Regions from separate parts of the Homo sapiens genome. Here region 1 is linked to region 2. Evidence: chromatin loops called from intact Hi-C (ENCODE). Cell type or tissue: GM12878. All regions are shown on one strand. Links, peaks and the distances in the headings refer to the core of each region. The heading gives the core; the rest is flanking DNA.

Region 1 (2,924 bases), core at 112-2,611, 63 kb before region 2:
ACCAGCATCAGTACATGGCCTGTTGGGAACTGGGCCACACAGCGGGAATTGAGCAGCGGGTGAGCAAGTGAAGCTTCATCTGTATTTATAGCCGCTCCCCATCACTTGCATTACCATCTGAGCTCCACCTCCTGTCAGATCAATGGCAGCATTCGATTCTCAAAGAAGCATGAACCCTATTGTGAACTGCACATGCAAAGGGTATAAGTTGAGCACTCCTTATGAGAATTTAGTGGCTGATGATCTGTCACTATCTTCCATCACCCCCAGATGGGACTGTCTAGCTGCAGGAAAACAGGCTTAGGGTTCTCACTGATTTACATTCTGGTGAGTTTCATAATTATTTCATTATATGTTACAATGTAATAATAATAGAAATAAAGTATACAATAAATGTAATGTGCTTGAATGATCCTGAAACCATTCCCCCACCCTGGTCCGTGTAAAAATTGTCTTCCATGAAACCGGTCCCTGGTATCAAAAAGAGTGGGGACTGATGTTCTAAGCCAGTCATCTAACATTCTTAAATTATTTTCTAAGTGATTGGCCTTTATTCTCCACATAAAGGGCATGTGTTTGTGTTAAAGTGTGTTAGAGATTTTGTGGTATGCAAGTATAACCTTGTAGAATCAAGTTGAGACACAGTCTGACCAGTTTCTTCATACAGTGTCTACCAACTAAACCAACATGTTTGTTCACACAGTGTCTACCAACTAAACATGTTGGATAGCCCCCAATTTAAAAGTAGATTCTGCTCCAAAAATTTGTTGCAATTTGTGACTTGGAGCATTTTTTCTTCTAAAAGCTATGTCATAAATGGTTAGTTCACGCATCTTTTGAATCCATAAGATATCTAAGCTGTCCTAGTAGCCTGTAGCAAAGGCTGTGGTTGATTTGCTTGCTGTAAGTAAATTCTTCTATTTAATATCTAGTTTAATCTATTCAACTTAGAGTCCTGAAAGGACAGAACTGAGTACTACAAGTTCTATTGGCCTCTGATAAGTGGAGGAATTTTAGAAAACATATAGCTCCATCAGCTGGCTGGTGGTCAATGAAGAGTTCTCCCTATAATTTAAAATGTGTCACAAAAACTAACTAGGGCACAGAGACACTATACTCATGAAGAGGTAGGGACAGAGTCCATGCAATGGCCATGTTATGTATAGGGCAAGAATGGCCAAGCTGGTATACAGGAAGAAAAGAATGAAGCAGATGTATGTGCAGAAAGAAGCCATGTGGTTCAGAGAGTTAGATGGAGTGAATAGGTACCTGATGACCTTCCAGGTCCCATAAGGCCTGGCTATAGTAATCTACAATTGGACCTCATAGGATCCTCTTGTGTTATTTTGATAAACCCTTTTTACTTAAAAAGTGGGTTTCTTTTATAGGCAACAAAACGATTCTTGGCCAAACTAAAGTTCTCAGATCAGAAGCCTTCTGAATTCTACTTGTTGCCATTCTGGATGGCTGTCTAGGAGTGAATGGGTAGGGGCTCTGATGTCTTGATCTGATAGTATTAATGAAAGGCTCTGGGTTGGAAGAAATGGGAAATGAAAGTCCTGGTCTTGGTCACAGTCTATTTTTGTTAACTTTGAATCCATAAGGCATTGCTGTCATCCCCTCAGGGTCTTCCTCACTACATGCAATTTACCACTTTCCTTCTGATTCACACTGTTCCTGTCTTGAATGCCCTTTTGTTCCTCTTTATTTATACAAAGTTTATTCTGCCTTCATTGTATCTCAAGATGAGATATAGAGAGTTGTCGAGTTTTATGGCAGGAAGGGGGCAAAGCCATCTAGTTTAAAGGCTCAAAGAGGTTGCCAAGGCCACTCAACTAGAAAATAATGCTGTCAGGACTTGAACTTAGGTTCTGACTTCAGTATGTTTTCCATTAGACAACTCTGCCTGTGGTCCACAGGGCCTTACCCTCTTCTTAGTGTATAAGAGTGACCTCTTTACAATACAGTATTAAATTATATATTCCCCTGACTTATAAGTACTGCAAATACTGCGTTGTCCAATGTATCTTGTGTAACTTATGTTTTTCTTAATAGACCGCAAGCTTGTTGAGAGCAGAAATAGTACTTTCTTTTATTGTAGTTCCTCTTAGCTCTTCATGGAATGCTTGGCATATAAGTGATCAATACATTTCTACTTATTCCTTAAGTGATTGGAAATATCACATGAAGATAAATGATGAACTTCAAAGGTTTCCAGAGCTGACATCTTTAAAAGATGAATAATGTTTTTAACATAGATAAGTCCCATGAAAATTGTTTTATTTTACAACCACTGATACCAGATAATTTTGCTATGAAGGGTAGGGATTGGACCTTTGCACATTTTGAGTAGGAGCCAGATTTTGAGGCTGGAAGCTGCATTAATTGCAGAAGTTAGATGACGCTTAGGTAAGCACAGAGACAGGGTATATATAGCAGTCATTCCCATGTAGGTGTGGTCGGGGGAGTGATATATCCAATTGGAGTAGATAAGATAATTCATGGATTAACTTGTTTATTTCAAGTGATGATCATGTATCTTTCAGAACAACATCCTAGTGGTCCTCCTTTAAGATTTTGTACTTCGTAGGGAGCATGGATAAGAGGGTGTTAGCTTTCGTTTTTTGCTGATTCTAGGCATGGCATCTTGCTTTCTGATTTTCCTACTGACCACCATCTTCATGGTCCTAAGTTTCATTGTTCACACTTGTATCTTAATGCATTCTGACTGTATATTGTGGGGAACATAGACATAACATTCAGTTTGGGTTATGGGGACCAGCAAGTGGTAGTTAAACTTTCTGGAATCTTAGACTCATGAAGAGAGTTCATCTTTGCTGGGACCACAAAACTGTGATTTTCTTTAAGATCATGTCTCAAAGTGACTTTCTTACCATTCACTTTGTTATATCCCATTGGTATTC
Region 2 (2,924 bases), core at 290-2,789:
CATGGTCATTTGGAATTCTGTGATTGGAAGATATATTAAAGCCCTTCTAAATCAAATCTTTAACGCTCAAAGCCTGACACCCTTAAGCATATGGCAGATTATTAACCGGGGATGATTTTGACCCTCTGGGAACATTTGGTGATGTCTGAAGGTATTTTCAGTTGTCACAACTTGGGCCGGACGCCTGTGGGTAGTAGAGACCAGGGATGCAGCTAAAACTCCTGCAGTGCTCAGGACAGCCACACCCCACCCCATTCCCTTCAGCACAAAACAGAATTATCTGAATCAGATCATGTCAGTAGTGTTGAAGTTGAGAAACCCTGAAAAATGGAAAGGCAAGATGAGAGAAACATGGACACTGGAGATCATCTGGATCAAGCCCCTCAATGTTATTAAAAAAAGAGACCCAAAATGGTGAAGTCACTAACCCTTGGTCACATGGCAAGATTTTGGTAGAGTTGGAGTTGAACTACACTGGACATGAGCATATGAATAGCTATATTAATAAATATCTATAATAATATGAACAATCACAATTGCAATGCATTAATAGAAAAATGTAAAAAGAAAAATATTGACAGTTATTATCACCAGGGATAGTCACATTTACTCTGCATATGTAGGTACAACAAGTATGACAGGAAGATACTGCCCATATATAATTCCTGTTTAAAAAAAACTTTTTTTTTTTGAGCAACAAGAGAGGAATGAACCAGCTTAAAATCTCACAGCTCATAAGAACCTGGAATTGAACTCTTTTCTCTTAAATCAAAGGCCTTTGGGATGACCAGCAGGGCCTTGGTTCTTTCCATGACTGAAAGGGCATTAAAAAGAGAAAGTTTATACCCATATACATGAAAACCGCAGGATATTCAAACATCTTTTGTAGTATCACAGTCATCTGCATTTGATATATCTTTTGAGTCTATTGCTATGAAGGATGTTGCATTTACTCCTGCAGGCTCTGCTATTGGGTATATAAATCGCTCTAAAATTTCTGGAGGATAATTAAGCACTATGTATGAGGAGCCACCCTTTGATACAGTGATTTTACTTGTTGGAATCTGTCCTAAGAAAACAATTAGAGTTGCAGATAGATTTATGCACAGATATTATGATAATAATAATAGCTGGGATTTATCGAGCTCACACCATATGCCAGAGTCTGTTTTAAGTGCTTTCCATGCATCATCTTATTTGCTCCTCATAACACTATGAGGTAAGTATTATTCTCATCCCCATTTATACATGGGAAGCTGAGGCTTAGAGAGTCTCAGTAATTTGGCCAAGGTTACTTGGCTACTATATTATAAAGGGAATTCAAGGCCAGGCAAACTGATTCACAGGGTTTCTTCATTTTAATTGCTATACAATACCAACTGATAGCAGTAAATTACACATTTATCAGGAAACATTGGAAAGAATCTGATGTCTAACATGAGTGCACTTGGTTAGGGGAGTTATGGCCTGTTTCCTCTTTTGGTATCTTGGCCTAAAGTAAACCTGGACTATGTCTTCCTTGGGTAGAAAAGGATGGCAGATCTGCTTGGAGGCTTTGCAGATAGTTCATATTTGTGCAGTCTGTCATTTAATAGAGCTTAACTCTGGTCACAGGAAGGAGAATGCAGCAGACCGGAACTCAGACAGACCTCAGTTTGAATCCTGGCTTGGCCACATCCTAGAAGCTCAGCCTTTGATAAGGCACATTTTCTTCACCAAACCTCACTTTCCACATCATTAAAATGGGGAAGTCACATCCACCTGGTGGAGTGGCTGCATGAAACCCTTGACTTGCAGAAGTGCTCAATGACGCACAGTGGGTGCTCACTATGAGTTAGGTGACTAGAAATAGGCAGAGATGGAGCCCTGCATTGGTGACCTGAGAAGGAAGGCTTGCTGCTGTCTGAGGGAAGGGGATTCCCAGCTGTGCTTGGGGAAGAGGAAGTCAGCGAAAGCCACTTAAGAACGTTGAATTCTTGTGGACAAGTCCTGTAAACAGCTTTAGAACAATGTAAATAGGATAACTGACAAGTCCTGTGAACAGCTTTAAAACAATGTAAATAGGATAACTGACAACAAGTCCTGTGAACAGCTTTAGAAAAATGTAAATAGGATAACTGGCTGTGAAAATTAACACAAACAGGAAAAACAGACTCTGAGAAATCCAGAGACCTGAATGCCTATGGGAGAGGGCTCTTTCTTCTGTAGAAGCCCAGGCAGGGTCTTATGGCCCCCCATCTGGGTGAGCACTTGAGGTGCAGAAGCTTGGAGAAGAACGAGTAATCAAGGAGCTGCCCCAGCCTCAGATCAGACCTACTGGACCCTAACTCTGGAGAATAAAACTGGGGATGTCACTGCAGTGACTGGATGCACATTTCTTGGTCAGCCCCCAGAATAATCCCTGCTTCAGAGGTGACTCAGCTTGGGAAAGGCCAGCGTTGATGGCCCCTTATCACAAGTGTTTGACTCACAGAGTGTGACAGCTGGAGGGGGCCTTGGAGTTAAATCATCTCAGCCAGCCCCTCCATTTGAGAGACAAGAGAGACTCAGAGAGGAGAAGGGACTTGTCTGATGTCCACAGAGTTACTAAGCAGCGGTGCTAGAACCCCAGCCCATGCACTGCTGACTCAGAATCCAGAAGAGATTTTTCTTCCCCTAGCACCTTAATGCTGTTTATTTGTAATCGTTGGTGATCTATTCATTGAATTATGTGTCCTTGCTCATGCATTTAGAGAGCTTATGCACATTTTGTACACCCAAAGCATGTATGGTGAAAGCACAGAAGTATATATCCATTCTGTCAACAAATGTTGTCAACTCTTATCCAATAATGTCTCTTGAATCCATTTCCATCTCTCTGGTTCAGACTTATCACCTTGCTTCTGGATCCTTGTAAATGTCTAGCTGATTGTCTTATCTTCAGT

What was found. A loop is a pair of places that touch in the nucleus more often than their neighbours do. Peaks named below come from ENCODE experiments on the same cell type or tissue, not always from the same donor. Only the 100,000 strongest peaks of a DNase experiment are listed, where the experiment ranks them.
Region 1: it touches region 2 in a loop (5-fold over the local background); 2 of 110 quality-filtered maps call a loop at or near these places.

Annotation. Positions count from the first base shown.
Region 1 is chr9:106,815,397-106,818,320 of GRCh38, reverse strand. No RefSeq gene overlaps it. Among named protein-coding and RNA genes, the nearest start is that of ZNF462, 46 kb to the left of the region's middle. In GM12878, for the core only: no CTCF peak of the experiment used is centred there; a DNase peak (open chromatin) is centred at 1,630.
Region 2 is chr9:106,752,319-106,755,242 of GRCh38, reverse strand. No RefSeq gene overlaps it. Among named protein-coding and RNA genes, the nearest start is that of ZNF462, 110 kb to the left of the region's middle. RefSeq lists an enhancer at 1,878-2,087. In GM12878, for the core only: no CTCF peak of the experiment used is centred there; a DNase peak (open chromatin) is centred at 1,782; H3K4me3 peaks cover 257 bases; H3K27ac peaks cover 896 bases.